Linked DNA regions of Mus musculus: region 2 is linked to region 1. A link is a loop called in an ENCODE intact Hi-C map of the cell type or tissue named here. Cell type or tissue: left cerebral cortex. All regions are shown on one strand. Links, peaks and the distances in the headings refer to the core of each region. The heading gives the core; the rest is flanking DNA.

Region 1 (11,613 bases), core at 1,355-9,354:
GGAACAACATTATGAACTAACCAGTACCCCGGAGCTCTTGACTCTAGCTGCATATGTATCAAAAGATGGCCTAGTCGGCCATCACTGGAAAGAGAGGCCCATTGGACACGCAAACTGTATATGCCCCATTACAGGGGAACGCCAGGGCCAAAAAAATGGGAATGAGTGGGTAGGGAAGTGGTGGGATGGGTATGGGGGACTTTTGGGATAGCATTGGAAATGTAATTGAGGAAAATATGTAATAAAAAAATAAATAAAAAAATTCTTCTTTCTTAATGTTGTGTTTATATATATGTATATATGTGTGTGTGTGATATCACATATACATATACACACAAATATATATATATACATATATATGTGAGATTTTATATATATATATATCACATAATCCTAAATACATAAATATTACCTTCTCAGTCTGTAAAATGCTACTTTCATGTTTGTGTTCAGGGCTGACTATTTTGTATTGAATAGCCGATTGGTGTGCCATTCCCTGGGGAAGACTCTTTCTCCCACTCTCAGCATTCTTTGGTTTTCTGCAGTTCTAGTCATGAGTGCAGATGCCAGCCTCTCTTCCCTGGCACTTATACTGATCCACGTGCTGAGACTTTGAGCCTCTTTCTAGACCAGTGCAACTGATTTCAAGTGGGATAGTCCCTGATGTACTGGGTTCTGCTCCTAAGGACTTGTCTTTGAAATGCATTGACAACCTGTGTGTGAGATGGGGAAAACAGCTGAGTAAATGAATCTTTCCCTCCATCAGTCAACCACTCTGAGAGTCCACCAATTTATTACACTCATTCCCCATAACATGTGTAACTGGCTGGTTTTTCGTGTCAACTTGACTCAAGCTGGAGTTATCACAGAAGAGTGAGCCTCCCTTGAGGAAAGGTCTCCATGAGATCCAGCCCTAAGGCATTTTCTCAGTTAGTGACCAAGGGGGAGGGCCCAGTCCATTGTGGGTGGTGCCATCCCTGACCTAGAAGTCCTGGGTTCTATAAGAAAGCAAGCTGAGCAAACCAGGGGGGCACAATCCAGGAAGCAGCACCCCTCCATGGCCACTGCATCAGCTCCTGCCTCCAAGTTCCTCCCTTGTGTGAGTCCCTGTCCTGACTTCCTTCAGTAATAAATAGCAGTGTGGAAATGTAAGTTGAATAAACCCTTTCCTCCCCAACTTGCTTCTTGGTCATGATGTTCTGTGCAGGAAGACAAACCCTGACTAAGACGACATGTTTTTAAGTTGGACTCTTCATCTGTCTCAGAACTTCATCAGCACAGCTGTGGTGTGCATTTTTTGAGAGGGCCTGCTGGGTTGCTTTTGTACTTACTTTGTGGGATAATTTCCTTTGAATAGAATGTCTAGCTTTATGGTCTTAACGACCTAAGGCTTGACAAGGGTACATAGCATCTTCCCTCTCAGGAGCTGTCTATCTTCCCTCATCTTATGAATTATGGGTGTTTACTAGAGTTCTCCCCAGCTCCCCCAAAAAGCAATGAACCAGATAGATATATCCCTCCCTAGCTGAAGACAAGCTTCAACTGTTTGGATGCCTCAAATCTGGCAGAGGAGGGCGAGGTCCATAAGCTAACAGAAGAATCAATACGCTGTAATGAGAGATGGGAGTGGATATTTGAACTATAAAGAAATAACTTAAAGACCTCTTCTTTTTCTGGGGCGGAACACAGCGGCAGTGCACTAAGCTGAGCATGCAGTGTTTTGGCTTCAATCCCCAGCACATACACAAAAAGGAGTTTAATATTTCTGGTCAGCAAAAAGCAGGTGGGTGGGGAAGCATGCGTGTGACCCACTTTCTGCTGCTGTCATTGAAGCAGGCTCAGGATCATAGGGAACTTGCTTTGTCTCTCCTCTTCTCTTTGCTGAGCACAAATGCCACTTATCCTAGATTGGACCAGACTTTCTGCTGTCTACCTCTGGTCTTAAGAATAAAATTAAGGTGACAGCTAAGAAATGTGTTTCCAGCAGACTGTTCCTGACAAGCCTTTTCTTTATGGGTGAATTAGAAAGATGCACTGCTCAAAAGATAACTACAGATTCCTCCCAGGAAGAGAGGGTCCATCTTGGCTATAGAACCTTTGCCTCCTTCAAATGTGCGCTTGTAATTCTAGTGTTGCGGAGCAGGGAGGCTGGAGATAGGCACTTCAACCCCGCCAATCACCTAGCTTATCTGATCAATGATCCTCAGACCGGTGAGAACTCTGACTCAAAAGCCAGGGTCCTAAAATAAAAACAACACCAAGGCTGACCTCTGGCCTCCATGTATACATGCTAGCTCACACAGGAGCATGCATATGCAAAAATAAAATCATAAGTAAATAAAAATAAAAGTGGAAGATGTGCTTTGTTGGTTTTCTGGCTCCTATGAGGGTGTTTAGGACTGAGATAGCATCAGAGGGATGAGCCCAGGAAGGGGGGCCGTGGTGAGACACAACTGAGCCAATTACAATTTTATCTTTCCATCTCTCTCCTGTTTCCCGAGCTTTGTACTGGAGATGTGAGAAATGCATAGATAGAATATAAGACACAGCAGGCTTTGGGTAGGTAAATATTATGGAGTAAAAATTGCCAACCCAGTTGGTTTTCTTTTTTTAAGTAAGTGCAAATAGAATAATAGATTTATAAAGAAAATGGTTCTGGGCAGGGGAGTATGCTTGGTGGGCAGCTTGTAAGAGGAAAGAGACTCCACACTTCCCAACAAAAAGAATTAGAAAGGTTTTACTTAGAACTTGCCAATCACCCTGATATGTTTGCTATATATAGCCTTTCTGCATCAAATTACCACACAATACCCCAAATACACACGATCTCATTATTTTTCTACTTAAATTAAATAAGAAACATTGTAATAAAAAAAATCCCTCTTACCAGAATGAATCCTTCCACCCTGAAACAGACTCAAAAGGATATATACAATATAATACTATGTATCCTTAAAAAATGAAAGTCACACTGCCGTCTTCAAGACTATGGATGAACTCAGAGGAGACAATACTAAATAAAATAAGCCAATCCCGGGATGAAGCATCAGGTACATTCATAGGAACAGAGAAGAATTGTGGCTTCCAGGGCCTGGAGATGAACTGGACGTCATTGTTCACCAAGTGCAACTTTCCTTTCTACGAAAAGATTCGGTTCTGCAGGTCTGGGATTATCTCCCTTACAGAGGGCTTGCCTAGTGGGCAGAGACCCTGGTTTCTGTCCCCAGCCCCACATAAATCATGCCTGTAATCTTAACAGCTGGAAGCTTGGTAGGTGAAAGCAGGAAGACAAGGAGGGACAGGCCATCCTTGTCTTCACTGCAATTTCAAGGCCAGCCTGGGCTACATAAGACCTCATGTCATGAAGGAGAAAGAAGGTGAGTTCTGCTCTATAACATGATGAATACATGCAAGTGTGGTATACTTAAAGTGTCAGAGCATATACCCACTCTTAAATATTTGCACTACACTAAAAAATTAAATAGATAAAAAACACTTAAAACAAAATAGCTAATAATAATAATAGAATTTCTTAATGATAGTCTTGCTTTCCCACCAGGGAATTCTAGTCATTTGGCCTGTGGTGGGATCAAGACTGGTTACTGAGGGCATTCCCTTTACTTGAGTCCACTCTAAGCCCCTTCTAGTCAAAATGGCCAGACACTAGCAATTTCACATTGCTACCATAGCAGCAGGCACAAGCCAACCAATGTTGGCTCATATCTGTCTCTTGTGGTAGACTCCTGTCATGGTTAATACTGAACCATGGCCAACTAGAGGAGCTCTAGAGCCACCTAGGAGACAAAGGTCTCGGGGTGTACCTCTGAAGGAGTGGCCAGGTTTGCATCTCTGCTGCTGAGACAAGAACCCTGACTAAAATCAGCCTGGGGAGGAAAGGGTTCGTTTGACTTACAGAGTCTACTATGGAAAGAAGTCAGGCCAGGAACTCAAGGCAGGAACTGAAGCAGAGGCCATGAAGTATCAGTATTTACTGGCTTGCTCTCCATCACTTGCTCAGCCTGCTTTCTTTCATCACCCAGGACCACCTGCGCAGGGATGGCACCACCCACAGTGAACTGGGCCCTCCCACAGCAATCATTATTTAAGACAGTACCCCCACAGTCTTCCCCACAGGTCAATCTAATGGAGGCAATCCCTCAGTTGCGACTCTGCTTCCTAACTGTGGGTGGAACATGGCCAAATGCCCCACACCTAAGCTGCCATGTCATCCCCACAAAGATGATCTGTGCCCTTGCATTATAATACAAAGTAAACCCTTCTTTCCTTAATTGATTCCTTGTCAGATATTCGGTCCCAGGCACAAGAAACAGTAACACAGCCCACAGGAATGAAGACCCCAGAACTGATATCACCAGACATCTTACTGCCCTCTGACTCCTTAGAACACACACCTTACTCATTAGCCAATAATATTACCTCTTCTCCACCGAGGAACATCTGATGCCCCCAAGGGATATTTCCATGAGGCAAATTTAAAAGACTGCTATTAGCTATTAGGCGCTTCTGTTTGGCTCTAAATATCAACTTGGAAGTGTCAATTTGCCAGCAAGTCCTTAAGTCCCAAGGCTCTGAATCACTAACACAGCTAGCTGCAGGGCTCGACTCTCGGCATCTGTCAAGATCGTGCATTTTCTGCCAGCAGCATCTGAGCTATTTAAGTGGGTGACAGTCTATGCCTAGAACAGCATATAGAGTGAGCTAACATCATAGGATCTGAATGTAAAATGCCAGGACAGCTTAGCCACAGCATGGGGGAGGCTTGGAGCTAATACTTACTCTCCCTACCCTCATTTTTAAAGACAGGGACATAGTTTCTATTTCCCATGCTGGCCATGAACTTGTTGTAAATCCAAAGATGATCTTGGACTTCGGCTCCTTTCATTGGTCTTTCCAAGTGCTAGAATTACAGGTTTTCGTCATTATCCCTGGTTTATGCCGGTATTGGGAATTGAACCCAGGACTATATGGATGCTAGACAGGCACTCTACCCATTGAACTAGTTTGCCATCTTTGCCACATCTCTTCTTTAATATCTGTTTTATTTTCACGTATGAATATGTGCACACATCATTCATTTCTCTCTGTATATGCACACAACTTTAAATGTATCAGTGTTGCTTATACTTAATACACACACACACACACACACACACACACACACACACACACACACACACACCAGGATACTTGTTTACTTGAGTCTGTCTGTAAACACGCTGCCTTTGTTTGAACTTGGTTCTTCCTCGACATTCAAACAATCAAATACGGAGAGCTCTGCATATCCTATTGACAGGCAGGTATCCTCAGGGATGGGTGGCAGAGAAGAACAACAGAAATAAAGAGTGTACATGTGTCTGGGGGAGCTGCCTTGAGGGTATAAAGCCTGACACTCGTGTGGAAGCCCTGACTCTTCTCCTTACTGCCTGCAGAGCTTGGTTTCAGACTCTCAGGACTACAGGAGTCATTTGCAGCTAAGTCAAAACCGAACTTCTGAACTCGGTTGGATGAAGTTGCAAGCTAAGGATAGAGAATGGTGACAGACAGCCTACTAATTACCAGAGCCCTCTACACTGGTGTCTAGGGAGAGCAGAAATAGAAACAGTTGTAATAAAACAGGTGAGAGCACATCAGAGGGACAGGGAAAAGCCAGGGTGTCAGACATCAGCCCTGGGAGGCGGTATGATCTGTCCTCTATTCTGAATTGTGCATATATTGCATGTGTGTGTGTGTGTTACATTATTTTATAGTATTTTATGAAATAAATGGAAATAGAAGGACTGTTGAGCAAATAATATAACCTATAGAAGATAACATAGTATAAAATACTATAGTGTGTTATTTTTATACTTTGGGGGAATATATGGAGTACCCATAATATTTTATATACATTTAATTTAGGTTGTATATTTTTATATACAGCATATATAGTCTCATGGTACAGCTCATTTTAATTTGTCACCATGGTAACCAAAAATAAATGATCTCACTAGAAAAACTTAAGTGAAGTTAGCAGACACCCAGCTCTGCTTCCATGCTCACCATGAAGGCTTGCTTTAATGTTCTAAATATGTATGCATCATTAATACATGATTTTGTCTGCACTACCAACATGGCAGGGCGAGGAAAGATGCTAAGATCCACCTTAGGGTGTGTGTGTGTGTGTGTGTGTGTGTGTGTGTGTGTGTGTCTGTGTGTGTGTGTGTCTTTGTGTGTGTCTGTGTGTTGTCCAGCCATGTTGAAGAAACACAATTAAAGGTCTGACTTCAGGCTGGACAGTGGTGGTGCACTCCTTTAATCCCAGCACTTGGGAGGCAGAGGCAGGCAGATTTCTGAGTTTGAGGCCAGCCTAGTCTACAGAGTGAGTTTCAGGACAGCCAGGGCTACACAGAGAAACCCTGTCTTGAAAAACCAAAAAAAAAAAAAAAAAAAAAAGGTCTGACTTCAGATCTATTCATGGTGTGTGTGTGGGGTGTGTGTGTGTGTTGGGGGGGTATGTGTTTGGTGTCCCAAGATTACTTTACTGAGGCAACCCTTGTCCTGTCCTGGTCACATTCCTTCCTTAATGTTGGCCTCAGATATTCTGCTTACTCATGTGCCTGTGGGGCTGTGTGCCAGGGCTCATCTCCATGTTCCAATACATGACCTGTTCATCCTTATTTGAAAAATCAGCTATGGAGAGTGTTTGTGGGCTTGCCCTAAGGTACTGGTGAGGGGGCAATCAACTGATCTGTGAAGGGGGATCTTATAAACACATCTTAGGGACCAATTATATCCACCTTGCCTTCTGTTTTATTACAGCACGGATCACAGACAGGAGGATGGGACCCAGGTACACTGTGACTGTCTTCCTCACTTTCTATTGCTTTCTGAACTTGATTCCTTTAGTTTTTCAAGACAGACGACAGCCAAAGGCAATATTTATACCTAATCTGGGTAGCCATGGTAGTAAAGGGAATCACACCTTGCTCTCTCACTTCTGCCCACCAAGACCAGCCTCATTGTGGGCCCAAGGCAGGTGCTATCAGCAATTTATGTCTGTTTCTTTTGGTAAATCTTTGTTTAACAAAAGACTTGTCCATCTGTATTACAAAACTGCTTTCCTCACTCTTATACAGTGATGTTTGAAAGCTATATGTTGTGTTTTGTTGACCCATTTTTGAAAAAGTGACTAGGTCTTACATTTGTGTGTGTGTGTGTGTGTGTGTGTGTGTGTGTGTGTGTGTGTGTGTGTAAATGTCCACATACCTTCAGGGACCAGAAGAAGGCATCAGGTCCCCTTGATCTGGAGTTACAGACGGTAGGAGCCACCTGATGTGGGTGCTGGAAACCAAACTCCAGTCTTCTATGAGAGCAGCAAGTGTCCTTAACCCCTGAGCCACATCCCCAGATCCTTCGCTGATGTTGATATACATATATATCCAAAATCTCATGGCTCGTCTTATTGCCTTATTTGATTTATCTAAAGACACAGAACCAATAAGCAGGGTGTGGGAGGGGTGGGTGTGGGTGGAGGAGTAGGGGAGATTGCAGCCATTTATCCGTTACTTCATTATGACTATCTCTGGCCACCTTAAACATAGACTGGAAGAACTTTCCTAGCCAATCAAAATTCCCATCTCCTAGTCATCACTAGTTGCCAGGTGCTGGTTGGGTTCCATCACAAAAGGAACTGTGTGGTCTATGGAAGCCCCTGGAGGGAGGTAGCAACCAGAAGGTAATCTGTAGGGTCATACAAACCACCTTATCTCATTGTATCCAACTCATCCTGTAGGAGCCAAGCGATTGGGATTGGCTGAGGACAACAGCCAACTCTATGGGGTTCTGGTTCTCTTGAGAGATAGAGTGATTTTTTTTTTTTTACATTTATCATTGAGATGAGACAAGAGCTGGCCAAAAGATTTCTACTTGAGTAACAGAATAAGCCCACAACGAACTCAACCTGTATCCGGAAGCACAGGCAGCCTGAAGGACCTACCGCGCGGTTCAGCTCTTTCGCTACGTGAAAAGTTTTGTAAATATATTTTTATTTATCCTTTGAGAATTTCACATATGGTTACAACGAATCCTGATTGTGTTCATCCTGCTTCTCCCTGAATCGCCTCACAGACCTCTTCACACCCATCTTCCTCCCACTTCCATGACTTTATTTTAATAACCCTTGGTTCAAATTCATGCTTTGCCACCTGTGCATGAGTAAGCGGCCATCCACTGGTGCGGGATCAACATACCAGGGGCCGCATCCCTGTGGAGAACTGACTTCTCCACAAGTGGCCTTCAAGGTTCAGTAACTCCTCAGCCTAGGATGAGATCTTGGAGCCCCCCCCCCTTGCCCACCTCCACCCCCCACACATGCTGATCGATTCCATGCTGAAATGTTGACTGGCTTGGCTGTGTTCAGGCCTTAACCACCATGGCTGCTGAGAGTTCAAGGTCGCAGTGGTCCTGTTAGGTCCAGAGCACACCATTTTGCTCCTGTCTCCCTGACCTCTGGGTCTCATGACCTTTAACCTTAGCAGCAAGAGTTACAAGCCTGACCAGGTCTACCTCTTCCACTGAGGATAAAACAGACCATCTTAAACAATAATTAGAACAGCCCTTAGAACATGGTCTAAGCTGATATCTAAGGGTGATTATCATCACCAGATAGCCAAGTAAAACCCCCCAAATACCAAATGCTTGAACCAAAATATAATAAATGCTGTCAAGAAGAATGGAGAACTGCCTAATCTAATGCATATTGTGCATGAAAAAAGCTCAGGGAATGGCTAGAGAGGTGGCCCAGTGGTTAGAGCACTGGTTGCCCTTCCAGAGGACCCAGACTTGAGTCCCAGCACCCACATGAAAGTTCACAACCATCTGTAACTCTGGTCCTATGGGGATGTACACACTCTGTCAGACTCTGAGGGCACCCAGCAGCATGCAAGTGGTGCACAGTCCTATGGACAGACAAAACACACACATATATAAAATAAAATAATTGCAAACGCACAGGGAAAGTCTAAAAATAATGTCTACTTGGATGGAAACTTTAAGGGAAAATATGAAGGTTTGGAACCAATATGAACATTGGTTCTGTTCCAATCCAAACAACATTCTTGTCACTCACAAAGACCTGGACTGGATTCTGAATGAGAAGGGACTCCGTGGATTCCCACAGAGGAAGGCATGTTTGTGAGGCCTCTCCAGACAGAACTGTGCCTGGCCACAACAAGGAGTGGATCACAGAGGAGCAACCACCTGAATAAGAAAGAACACAAGGAAGTCTTTTCAGCTACCGAATGCTGTTGCTAAGTTTACTGCCTCCTGAAATACCCCAGGAGTTGTACAAGACAGTTGAAGAATGGCAAATAATTGAGGCGATGTGCGTTCAAATGAACAATTTCCAAATCGAGCAAAAGCATCATCCCGGTCAGGAACTGAGCAATTGAAAAAAAAAAAGAAAAAAAAAAAAGCAGGCCAGAATTCAAAATACTATCTGAAATATGCTAGGAAATACGTAAGAAAACCCAAGAAAGTTACCAGAGGATGACCTTGCCACATCCCAGAGAAGAAGGTAGTCTCAAAGGACATGAGTGCATCAGCTGGAATGCTGGAGAGATAGCTCAGGTCCTAAGAGAGCTTACTGCTCTTCCAAATGACCAGAGTTCTGCTCTCAGCATGCACTTGGATGAGCCACTTCAATGATGGGATATAAAGAGTAAGAAGAAAGACTCCTTCCTTCCTTGAGTTGCTCCTGGTTAGTCTTATCACAATAACAGAGAAGCTTGTGACACCCAGTGAAGAACTCGTAGGGTGATATCCAAAGCCAGCTCATGTGGGAGTCCTGCTCACGTCCATGTGTAACTTTCTATTTTTCCAGGACTACAAATCTGCCCCCTCCCCAACAAACATGCCTCCTCCTTTTCCACCTTAGGTTCTCTGCAAGAATCTGTACTTCCTGGGTTGGCACAACAGATGTCTTCCTGCCCTTCACATCTCTAACCTAGATCCTTTTTCCAGAGATATCTTGCCTACCGCTTAGCCAAAGAAGCTTCCAAGCTCACAAAACTGGTTTTGTTTCATCTTTACAGCCCATAGAACAGATTGATGCTTCCCTCCTATTTATGGATCTGCTGTCTTTTTCTTCCTCTGAAAATTACTCTCCCCACGAGCAGGGCCTCAACCACATTCCCCACTCTTCCCCATTACCAAGTGCACTGTAGAAGGAGGAATCCGGTCATGCCAACACCGAGGACCCCTCAGTGTGCAACCATGGAAACAGAGACAGCACTGAATGAGTGTCGCATGTGGAAAAAGTGACAGAGTTGGGGCCCCAACCAAGGACGATTTCACACATCAACAGAACCATCTGCCTGCGCCTTGGATCCTGCTTCCTGTCCAGTTTCAAGAAGAGGCATCTACCAGGGTGAGCCAGCCTGAGTTTTTTTTTTTTTTTTTTTTTTTTTACCAATTCAGTAAAGCATACTTACAAACCCTGAGAACACACTAGGTACAAAATTCTATCTCCTTTAATACATGGATCTTTTTTAAAAATAATGTTTGTATTGATTCCTTGAAGCCTTTATCCATGTACACAGTACAGTTTCATGATATTCACTCTCTGCCACCTCCCTCCAAATGCTCTAGTGACTCCCCCCACTTAATCTCTTTCCCAACCTCATGTTTTCTTTTTTAAAAAATTATTATGAATTGCATCCTAAGTCATCATATGTGCATGGGTGTAGGAGTTGATATTATTATTGTATGTGTATATGAGAAAGCCACCACAATTAAGATACAAAGCACTTTCAACAAGAATATCTTAAACTGAAATAGCTAGAAAGAGACAGAAAATCACATTTGCTGCTGGGGATTTGACAATCTCTGAGAGCTCCCCTAGCAATGTACATCAAAAACTCAGAAAGTACACACAGGGCTGGGCATGGTGCTCAGCTGGTCCGGTGCTGTCCAGCATGAAAGATGCTCTGGGTTCCTTCCCCATCACTTCATAAGCCAGGTGTGCTCAACACACCTGTAGATTCAGCACTCAGGAGGTGAATGCAGAGGGCCCAGAGTTCAAGACTATACATCTTTGATTATATAATAAGCTCAAGGCCAGTCTGGGCTTCCAGAGATCCTGTCACAGAAGGAAGGAAGGGAGGGAGGGAGGGAGGGAGGGAGGGAGGGAGGGAGGGAGGGAGGGAGGGAGGGAGGGAGGGAGAGAGAATAAAAATAAGTATAAACAATCGTTGCACTTGTTTCCTGGGTTGGTCTCATGCTGTTGATCATGGATCCGGAGTTGTGCCATAGCTCAGACGTACCCACTCATCCACAACAACCAACACAGAACTCTTTCTGACGCACAAATGAGATGTCTCTGAGGTACATTTCAGAAGCTTTGGACTTGAATTTGGACCACTCAAGAGAGGTAAATAAGAGCCAAATCAGCAGCCAACAACAAGAAGAACAAGAAGGGCTTCCAGAATACTATCTCCTGCTTGAAAAAGCAGAAAAGACCCCCAAACAGCATGATGGTATAAAATCATGATAAGCCACTTAAAATAGGGGGGCTGGAGAGGTCGCTCAGCTGGTCAAGAGTGACTGTTTTTCTTT
Region 2 (11,613 bases), core at 1,309-9,308, 95 kb after region 1:
CCAATGTGGATAATCAAATAGAAAGAGGGGAGGTAGGACGCCTTTGGCTTTTGTGAGAGTGATGGCTGATTAGAAACTTGTTATGCAAATAACCCTAACCTCCGAGAAACAAAGTGTAAAGATAAAAAATATACTACCAAGTGGGATGGACACTCATTACTTGATTTCTTTTTCTTTTTACATACTTTAGTAGTTTGAATAAGTGTGGCCCACAGAGGCTCAAATATTTGAATGTGTTTGGTTTCCAGTTGGTGAACTGTTTAGAAAGAATTAGGAGTTGTGTTTTTATTAAAGGAGATGTGTCACTGGGCCTTGAAATTTCAAAAGCCCATCAGGCTCAGGTTTTCTCTCTCTCTCTCTCTTTCTCTCTCTCTCTCTCTCTCTCTCTCTCTCTCTCTCTCTCTCTCTCTCTCTCTCTCTCTCTCTCTCTTGTCTGGAGGATAGGTTGTGAGCCCTCAGCTACTGCTCCATTCATGTCTGCCTGCCTGTTGCCATGGTATCCACCATGATGTCCTGGACTCCCCCTCTGAACCTGTAAGACCCTAATTAAGTGTTTCCTCTTATGGTTTGATCATGATGTTTCTTCACAGCAATAGAACTGTAACCAAGACATACATCTTCCTGTTTATTTTTCTAATAGTTCTGTATTTGCTTCAATAAAGTTACCTTTTGTCCATTGAACAGTTTTATGAATAAGTTTAAAGGGACTGAACAAATAGTGCCAATAGGAGTGACACTGTTAGGAGGTGTGGCCTTGTTGGAGTAGGTGTGGCCTTGTTGGAGTAGTTGTGACCTTGGAGTGGGTGTGGCCTTGTTGGAGTGGGTGTGGCCTTGTTGGAGTGGGTGTGGCCTTGATGGAGTAGGTGTGACCTTGTTGGAGTAGGTGTGGCTTTGTTGGAGTGGGTGTGGCCTTGTTGGAGTAGGTGTGGCCTTGTTGGAGTAGGTGTGGACTTGTTGGAGGAAATGTATCACTCTGGGGGTGGGTTTTGAGGTCTTCTATGCTTAAGCTGTCCCCAGTGTGACACACAGTCTTCATCTGCTACCTGTGGATCAAGATGTAAAACTCTCAGCTTCTTCTCCAGCACTGCATCTATCTGCATGCTACCATGTTTCCAGCCATGACAATAATAGACTAAACCTCTGAAACTGTAAGTGACAAAGTTTTCAATAGTTACCATGATCCTGGTGCCTCTTTATGGCAATCAAACCCAAACTAAGACACTTACAAACATTCACAAACACATTTTGATGGTTTGAATATGCTTGGCTCAGGGAGTGGCACTACTTGGAGGTAGTAGCCTTGTTGGAGTAGGAATGGCCTTATTGAAAGAAATGTATCACTGTGGGTGTGGGCTTTAAGTCACTCTTCCTAGCTGCCTGGAAGCCAGTCTTCTCCTAGCAGCCTTCAGATGAAGATGTAGAACTCTCAGCTCCTCCTGCATCATGCCTGCCTGGATGCTGCCATGTTCCTCCCTTGGTGATAATAGACTGAACCTCTGAACCTGTAAGGCAGCCCCAATTAAATGTTGTCCTTATAAGACTTGCATTGGTCATGGTGTCTGTTTACAGCAGTAAAACTCTAACTAACACACACATGTACATATACACCTAGACATACACAGTCACAGATACACACACACACACACACACACACACAAATCCTAATTTACAGGGATTTTAGATTTAACCAGGACCCCTGCACTTTCATGGGTCCATCTGATACATGTGTTTGTGGAATGTGATTCTTCCTGCTGCTTGTTCTAGGACGTATGTGGACGACATCTGCAGACTCACTTCATTCCTCTTCAACTTTAGAAATCTCAATTTATAGAGAGGGCGATGATGGGAACTTGTTTTAGATAGCTCTTTTTGTCTGTGGGTAGCTTGCACCTAAAGTCACAAAGGGAAAATAAGTATAACAAGAAATAGAAAAATGCACATCCAAATGCCCCTGGCAAGCTCATATCCATTCCCCTTAATGAATGTCAACTTTGGAAATTAGAATTCACGAGGAGATGAGACTTTTGAAAAATCCTTATTCTCGGGCAGGTTTTGGTATTTTTATTTCCTTGAAAAGGAACACCAATAGAAAAAGACAGAAGCTAGATTGCTTTTGTCCACAAGTTGAATCAGAAACATTTGATAATTGGCATAGAGGGATTCATCCCATGTCTACAAGAAAAAAAATAATATTGGGGAGGGGGGACAAGGAGACATCTGGGGAACAGTCAGTCCCTTATTAGTATTAAAAAATTCCCGAACTCAAGAAATAACATTCAACAACAACAACAAAGCTATATTTTCATTAGGTAGAACTGTTTTTAAAATAGCCTTCCTTCCTTTTAGCCATGGAAAGAGGGGGTTTGGACCAGCAGGGTCACTTTATAGATAACTAAAGTCATTCCCATCAAAAATTTAAGAATAATATGGATTTTTTAAAAATGGATTTGAATAAACTTAGAAATTTTAGCTGTCAAGGGGGGGAAAATGTGTCCCAGAGAGAGACAAAGGAGTGTCAGAACTCATACTTGATTCTTTCAATAAATATCATCCTGATAACTCAGGTGTCTGTTGATGTCAGGATTAAAATGCAAGCTGGACCTCTCATCCTAGAGAGATTTTAATGTGTGTGAATAGCTGCCAGTGGAAAGAATGGTCCTCGGATTTTTCAAAAGGCAAGAAAAAGCCACCAAGGAGTTGCTGCAAAAGCCTTAGTTCCTTGTCTGCAGGGACCCAGAACCTCCAGGGAAGGGTCTGAGACCTCCTAGGAGGTAACCTCCAACAACTTCTGAGACCACACCCACAGAAGGAAGCTGAGTTTCTCAGAAAAAGGAATTAGGAGAGCTGAAAATATCGATCAAATCGCTGTAATAGAACAACGGCAGCTAGGTTACAGAGCGAGGCAGCTGTCAGCGACTCAGCCAAGAACTAAGAGGATTTGAAAACATAATAACACAGAGTTCATAGAAGCCACTATGGGGTCTGAAAATTTAATCTCATGTACATTGGGCAGAGAAAACAATGAAAACTAGGGATCCCTCTGCTCAGCCCAATGGAACTCTGGCCACGCTGCGGATGTCCCATGTCAAGGGCTCAACGTAGACGCTGGAAGCCTGTGAAAAACCGGAACTAGATCATGTAAGCGCTGTGAGCCCAACAACGTGACACCGGAAGTGGCTCAAGTCCTCACCTTGATTGGAAGAGAAAAAAAAAGAAATCACACAGCACCAGAAGTAGTCCTTGTCAGGGTCTGTGTGAGATCGGAAGTGAGTGGTGCCATGGTCAACCGGGAAGCACTACCTACAAGTATCAGGTGAGCACGTGGGAGAATACCAACACAAATGAGATGATTTTTAAATTTAAACACAATTTCTATTTAATAACTAGTAGTAACTTTAAGTGTCCAACGACCGAATTTAACACAAGTCTCCAGATTATGTGGTTTCTCAGGCAAAACACCACACAGGACGTGAGTTTGAAACTCCGGAGGCTCCCACCATAAGACAGCAAGGCATGGAAGTGGAATGGGGTAAAACGAACTAGAGGGAATCTGTAAAAACAGAGGAAGAAGAATTCAAAAGACTAAATGGAAAAGGCCAGCAACAGGGAATGCCTCAGGAGACCATCCTTATTTTCAGAGTTTGTCACGGCAAAATCACCAATGACCAGTAGTCCCTGAGGACAGTCTCTGAACATCTGGGGGGGGTGGGAGGGAGAAAGGGGGGAGGAGGAGGAGGAGGAGGAGGAGGAGGAGGAGGAGGAGGAGGAGGAGGAGGAGGAGGAGGAGGAGGGAGAAATAGAGAAACAGAGACAGACAGAGACATACACATACAAAGAGACATGCACTGAAACATACACACAGAGACACACAAAAACAGAGATGCAGACAGAGATACACACAGAGAGAGAAATACACATGCTCACACAGCTTAATTAAGAAGAATTTACAGAAAGATAGCCATTAAAAGATCTGAAAATTTAGTGCTAAATTATGTGAGCATTGTGGAGGAATGAGCTCCAACCAAATTTTGCAAGTTCTGCAACCGTCTGCGTGTTTCCACTCCCCCTTAGCAGTGGGGGTATCACACACATGGCTGTCACCTCTGCTTTCTTCATTTATATTTTACTGTGAATCTCCCTTCTCCCCCGTTCAATGTGGCCAGCGGTTTCCTTGTGGAAGGACTTTACAATGCATGGCGTCTAGTGAGGCAGGGAAAACAATCTAAAAAGAAGCTCTATGCTAGAGCAAACAGTACAAACAACACATACTTAACCTCCAAAGGCAGGGCTCAAAGAACACAGAGGCTCCTCTGGTAGGCACACTGATCCTAAGCTCAGTCCATGAAACTATGGGGCATTTCCATCTCTTGAGACCAGAGGAAGATGCATTTGGAAGATCCTCTCTCTAAAAATGAAGATTGTGCTGAAACTCTTATGAAATGTGAGAACAATTTTAAATCGGGAAGAAAAAAAAAACCCATACACACAGTAAAAAATAAATGTAGGCAAAATTGACAGCCATCTATGTGATACAACACATACACACACACACACACACACACACACGCACACGGGAGTAGTAGACCTAAAGGATACATTTCCAGGCACAGATATCTGCTGGGAGGAGGTTGAAGCTCTGCTGACAAACCTCAGCAGAGGACCCCATCCAGAAGCTGAAGGCACTGGCTTATCTCTAGGAACAAACCTGTATCTATCTCATGGAACCTTTATGGGAAAGAAAAATAGTTCAGCCTAGAATGAGTTAAACAGAAACCCTTTAAAGGCTATTGGAGAATTTTTGGAGCCAAACCTGGTAGACAATTACAGCACAGAAAGTGACCCATGACTGAAGTTTGCATAATACCACTGAACTTTGTGAAGCATTTCTTACTCTCCTAAAAATCATAAAAGTAGAGGGAACAAATGCAGCCAAGGGAGCACACTCCAGTTTCTATAAAAAGTGCACTTCTCAGCCAAACACCCACATGGCTAGTCTGCAGCTCACCAATCCTAGTCATGAAGGTGTTGACAGATAGTAGACACCCTTCATGGTAAAGCCACCATCTCTGGTTCCTGCCTTCTGGAGGCTCCAGGGTCATCCCACCCTTAACTCGCTACTGTCCTGTTGACAAGTGTCTTACCTTTATTTTTGAATTAGGAGTATTTTTTAGTCCTTTAAGTCTCTCTCTCTCTGTCTCTCTCTCTCTCTCTCTCTCTCTCACACACACACACACACACACACACACACACACAGATGTACACTTTCAATACTTATTTTTATGTCAAGGTGGTGTCAACTCCTGACACAATCAATGTACAAGAAGAGAGGTTTAGGGCACACACTCACCAAGGACAGACTGTCATGACAGGAACAGCATGGCAGGCATCAGCGTGTTGATCTGTGGCATTGAGAGCCTGCATGGGGCCTTCTCACGTTTGGGTGGATTAAACCGCCAAGAGTTAGGTCAGAACCAACCAGCTCCCTCCTTCCTGCCCCAATGACCTACTTCTGCTAGGGCACAGTCCCAAAGGTTCCACAACCTTCCTAGACAGTTCCACCAGTTTGAGACAACTGAGCCTGTGGGGAAATTTCACACTCAAACCTTAATGACACTGAGCCAGGAAAGTGCAAAATACTTTTTGAAAATAGTTTAATTTCAATTCTGTAAAAAGGACAGAGAGAACTCCTTTGAAATGGATTGATTTAGTTTTTAGCTTGCAAAGTGCACCCCAAACGATAGTGTAGAAAATGCACAGTTTTCTATGTAGCAAGTGAGGGCTGAAAACAACACACTAATGGAGATAAAATGCAAAGAACTGGGATATATAGTAACAATTCCAACTGCCAGCGTGAAAGATTCTTTTATTTATATATGTGAGCTGTCCTTGTAATTTCCCTACTGGGTTGATTTTACAAGGAAAAAAAAAATGCCTATCCTATCGACCACAGTGTCATTCATCACGGTGTTAGGGGCTCCAATCTAGGGATTCATCATCAGGGTTTGACAACAAAATCCATCGGCTCAATACACCAGGCTTTAGCGGGAAAGTGAGTTACAAGTATGTAATGCCCCTTGGTGTCTTCTCCGTGAGTCCGTTGTATGGGTGCCCTGTTGTTGGATGGTGGTGGTGGTGGTGGTGGCTGTTTTTAGATCTGAAATGTTGAATGCAAAAGCAAGTGGCAGGAGCCTGATAGGCCTTTGCATCCTCACTTTCTCCGTCCCATCTCTCTCTAATTCTCCCAATCCCCAGCTTTCATTCAAATATACCAAAACAGCATGAAATCAAGATGAGTTCATCATCTCTAATTTGTGCTTGCATGTCGACTGTAATCGTCTTGTAAGCATTAAAAGCCAAGCTAAGACACTGCCTGTCTTAGATAGGGTTTCATTGATGTGAAGAGACACCATGACCAAGGCAACTCTTTTAAAGAAAACGTTTAATTGAGGTTGTCTTACAGTTTCAGGGGTTCAGCCCGTTATTATCATGGTGGGAAGCATGGCAGCATCCAGGTAAACATGGTGCTGGAGAAGGAACTAAGTATTCTATATCTTAATCTGAAGGCAACCAGGAGGAGACTTGTAGCCACATGCAGCTAGGAAGAGCATCTCTCTTCCTCACTGGGCAGAGTTTGAGCACTAGGAGCCCTCAAAGCCCACCTACACAATGACACACTTCCTCTAACAAGGCCACGCCTCCTAATAGTGCCACTTCCCATGGGCCAAGGATATTCAAATCACCACACTGCATCAAAGGAAAATGGCAGAGAGACATAGAGGATGATACTGCATGACTGCCTTCCTCTAGTCACAGGTGCTACATACCTGCACACATGTATACACACACACATACACACACACACACACACACACACACACACATACACACACACTCCTATCACATGTGCACATGCACACACACTTATCTATTTATTTACTTACTTTGTTTTAAATTTTTTGCTCAAGAACTTCGTACATACACATAATGTGTTTGAGCAAATCCATCCCCATCCTCTCCCCCTTGAATTCCTCCCCTTTTCCACTTTCCCCCCTTAATTCCATGTACGTTTTTATAAAAACCACTGAGTCCATTTAGTGCTGACTACATGTGTGGGGGTAGGGACAAACATCCACTGGAACATGGGCAGCCTGTCAGAAGCCAAATCCATGAAGAAAACTGGCCCTCTCCCCTGCAACCATCAATTGCCAATAGCTCCTCAGTTTTGGGTGGGACTCTCTGAGTCGCCCCCTGTCTATTCTGGGATTTCTCTGTGCATATTTTCTTGATGATATCCTAGCCACTATGAGTCACACACACACACACACACACACACACACACACACACACACACACCAAATTTTAAAACCAGAGAATGGTTTTAAAAGGTTACATAACATCCTAAATTCAATTAATTGGTGTCAAAACATTTGAATTCCATACCAGATCATAATACTATCTATATAAAATTAAATTATTCAAATGAATATTTTAAAATTCAGTGGATCTTTATCTGTTAAATAGCACAGACTGAACAAAATCAGTTAGTGCCAAACCTCCCTATGGCTGCACCAGAAAAAAGTGTAAATCAGTGTTCAAAGCCATGAATCCACAAGAGTAAGAGGGCCGTCAGAAATCGAGGACATGCAGGATACGGTATGGAAGCTCAGTACACCAAAACAGGTGTACCATTAGCAAAGAGCCTGGAAAATTGGCCACTCATGCCTTCACAACCTTCACAGACTAGGGAAAACCCAGGGGTAGGTACTTCCAAAGTGGGAGTAAGAAAACTTTAATATATTACAGGACTCTTGACTACTAAATACAGTGTGGGCTGGAATCTACAGTGTGAAAGAGTTTAATAGTGACAGCATCCATTTTTCTCCTTGCTGTGACAAAATTGTTTCATTTAGGGGCTGGAGAGATGGCTCAGCTGTTCAGAACCCTTTGCACTCTCACAACTGACTCTGACTCTGGGAGATCTGACTTCTTCTGGCCTTTGCAGGTACTACAGCCATGTGGCAGACACAAAAAGACCCATAAGCAAAAATAAAAATTTTAAATGAGTCATTTAGTTGATAATAGTGCCCCAAGGTCTGTAGAGAGAATCTCTTATAAGCATCACCTGTCAATAAAATAAAGTCTATGACCAATGAGCTGAGGCAAAAAATAGGAGGTGAGACACTGGCAGTAAGAGAATAAAAGGAGATTCAGGGAAAGATGCTGGGGCAGATGCTAAGGGAGATGTTGAGGAAGATGCTAAGGAAGAGGATGAAAGAGAGGTATCTAACCATGTAGAAGACTTAGAATAGTTTGAATGGGTTAAATAAGTTAGTCCAGGAAGGAGCCAAAGCTTGTGGCCTAGGCATTTGTTAATAAATAGTCTCAGAGTCGTCATTCAGGGAGCAGGAACAGGGAAGGAAAAACGGATTTTTTTTTTACAAAGGTTAATTTCTCCTAATTATTTTCATACGATTATGTAAGATGCTAATATATGGAAATCATGTGTAGGGTATGCGGGAAATTGCAACTATCCTAGAGAATTCTAAAATAAATGTGTTTTTTAATTCAAAGTCGGTAGAGGTATTTTTTTCCATTTCCATTTTTCAAGTTTCTGTATATTCTAAAATATATGTGTTTATTATATCTACAGTAGAAAATGTCCTTGTGATGTAAGGAGATGTTAGTCAGCTCTACTGAACTGGTTTCTGGGAGTCAGTTAGCCTTAGGCACTGAGAGCTATGATGACTTAAGATGGGCCCCAGAGTGCTTTCGGAGGAATCACAAACTGATGAGCATGAGCTTGTGGTCACATTGACCCCAAAAAGTGACTACACACACACACACACACACACACACACACACACACACACAGAGCGACCATCAATTACCAACAGTACCTCGGCTACAGCTGTGGCTTCGAGATCCTGGAGCAGGTGGCATTGGTTTTATGTCTCTTCATGCTTTGGTATGAACAGACAAACACACTCCTAACTCTCCCTCTGGTCCCCCTCTTCCTCTATAGTGAGCTCCAACACAGTTTGTTATTTCTGATTTTAGCAGCCATCCTGTCTGGGCTTACCTCTTCCAGAACTTCCTTCTTTTCAGTGTGTGTGTGTGTGTGTTTTTCCTCTACATGTGCATGCACACACATGTGGAAGCCCAAAGTGGATTCAGGAAATGTCCCTAATGTCTTGTCTATCTTGTTCACTGAGGCAGGATGTCTCACAGGCAAAGCTCCTTGGTATGGGTCGTTTTTCTAGACATCTTGCTCTGGGCATCCTGCCTCTGCCTTCTGGGGTGGAATTACAGGATACTCTCCACATCCACGTGGCGTTTATGTAAGTTTTGGGGGGGGGTAGCAAGTGCTTACCTGCTAGGCTTTCTCTCTAGCCCCTTCCAGAACTTTCTGTCGCAACTCTCTGTCACCTTGTCTTTTGAGATGTATCAAGTGTGCTTGACAAATGGAAGCTGTATACATTTGAGGTATGAGGTGTAGTGTTCTGATCAAATTATACATTGGACAGACATTTCTAAGATCAAGCCCATCTATCACCTCATTCGGTCTCCCTGTGTCTCTGTTTCTCTGAGATCCACTCCCTTGACATATTCCACATACACAAAACCCCAGTGACAATCACTGTCAGCTCACTGTTCCCGGGCTCTGGTGTGTGTTCATTTTGTAACTGAACGATGTTGTACATTCTGGCCAGTCTATTTCTCAAATAGAAAACTAAGCATGCCAGTCACCCAGTTAAAACCCTCAAATGGATCCTTATCGTCCTGAGGGGTAAGTTGGAAAGTCCCTCTGCTGAGAGATGGATGCTATTCCAGAAAGACCAAAAGTCGTGACACCCCATCCTGAGTCTGGAAAATCATCGGTTTACCTTCTCCAGTTTGTAAACTGACAGAAAACAGGGTTTACGAGACAATGAGAATATAAACCTTCATGTTTCATACTTGGAGTCACATAGGTCATAGATCTGCTGAACTCAAGGTTTCACGGGGGTGTGGTTGGGGGATTCATGTGTGCGTGTGAGTGGAGTGTCTGTTCCCAAGTGTGAGGGCACACATGTATGCATATGTGCAGAGACGAGTAGAATGTCCAGTCTCTTCCTCATCACTGTCTCTCAGTGAACCACAACCCACCATTTTGACTAGTCTGACTGGCCAGTATGCTCTTGGCAATTTACCCGTCTCCACCCTACAATGTTGCAGACTTGAATAGCCATGCCTGGCTTTTTACAAAGGTACAGAGAGGATTTGAACACCATTGAGCCGTCTTCCCAGCCTCCGGCAGGATATGGTTTATTAAAACCTTCATGCCCCGTCTTCTGCTACTTGTGTCTCACTGTCGGATGGTATATCCTCTCACAGAAGCAGCTCCAGCCCCACCTGCCTCTGTGTTTACACCCAGAATAGAGTGGTTCTTTTATCAGGAGAACTTTTTCAGTGGTGGACATGTTCTGATTGCAGCCTCTGAGGTACAGAGGAGACTAGCTGCATCTTCAAGTCCTGGGCTTTTCCTACACTGTAAACTGAAAGCTGGTGTCCCTCCCTGGAGGGATGGAGAAAGGGTGAAAAGAGAGGGAGGCAAGGATGGGGGAAAGAGTGGGAAATCATATTAGAAGTTTTAAATTAGCAGCAAACCTAAACGGTAGATGGGGAGAAATTGATGGTGTTAATGCATGTGCGTGCGCACGCACACACACATACACACACATACACACACACGCACATACACACACATACACACACACACATACACACACACACACACACACACACACACACACAATTCCTGTGCTTCAGGTGTCATTCTCCACTAAATAAAATGGTCTATTAGGCTTATCTGTCCCTCTCACGAGTAGTCTATAATTAAATAACCACCTTTTAAAATCCTGCTAGTCTGAAAGAAAACCATTTGAGCATTTTCCTTAGCTGATGAATTACACGGACCAGTGGTCCTTGATAAACAGGCCTGTTCTAAAGCGATACATGAGAAAAACCACTTCTAAAACAATTGATGTGGGATTAGATTCTATGTGTCCAGACTCACTCAATAGACTCTGTTCCCCAAAAGGAAGCAAGAGTCCAACAACTAGGACCAGCCACAGCCTTAGCCGCAAGACTAATCTTCCAGAGGATGTAAGATCCAGTAGGGCCACTTCAGGGAATCTGTTAGACTTAGCTTTTCCCAGAACAAAATGCTGTTGCTGCCTGTGCTGAGACACTCTAGCCAAAGGAGTGAGGACTAAACAGCTCTCTTTGACAGCCATCTCTCCTAAGGATGTTCTTCACCAGGGCCAGAGGTTTTCTCTACTGCTTCAGGGCCTGATCATGGCTGTAACAGCTGTCTGTGGTGCTGACTTTCCTAATAAAGTTCTTTCTAAAGAGTAGTTTGCCTTCTCTTCCTTTCCATGGAACCCACCATGCCATTTATATAACAGATGTCAGTGTATCTTTTTTAAGAGAATACAACTCAATCCAATTCTACCCTCTGGCATCCAAAACGCTTGTCATTTCCATAGCCAAATACTTCAGAGTGCTGACTCACTCCTGCATCAAAAAATTTCATCTAAATCAGTTCCCGGTGAGACGTGGGTATGATTCACT

The links. A loop is a pair of places that touch in the nucleus more often than their neighbours do. Peaks named below come from ENCODE experiments on the same cell type or tissue, not always from the same donor. Only the 100,000 strongest peaks of a DNase experiment are listed, where the experiment ranks them.
Region 2: a loop joins it to region 1, with 5 times the contacts of the local background. A loop is called at or near these places in 2 of 42 quality-filtered maps.

What each region holds. Positions count from the first base shown.
Region 1 is chr5:125,924,740-125,936,352 of GRCm38, reverse strand. 1700048F04Rik (RIKEN cDNA 1700048F04 gene) reads right to left here and starts at 7,584. Exons shown (of 2, transcript NR_166411.1): 1 at 7,267-7,584. Gm32986 (a long non-coding RNA gene) reads left to right here and starts at 9,554. Exons shown (of 3, transcript XR_377070.2): 1 at 9,554-10,426. In left cerebral cortex, for the core only: no CTCF peak of the experiment used is centred there; DNase peaks (open chromatin) are centred at 2,436, 4,661, 5,553, 9,169 and 1 more place; H3K27ac peaks cover 2,632 bases.
Region 2 is chr5:125,829,467-125,841,079 of GRCm38, reverse strand. It overlaps Gm40327 (a long non-coding RNA gene), which reads left to right and starts at 3,175. Exons shown (of 3, transcript XR_868522.2): 1 at 3,175-3,313; 2 at 7,911-8,002. In left cerebral cortex, for the core only: a CTCF peak has its summit at 7,975; DNase peaks (open chromatin) are centred at 4,654, 4,990, 7,932, 8,772 and 1 more place; H3K27ac peaks cover 2,235 bases.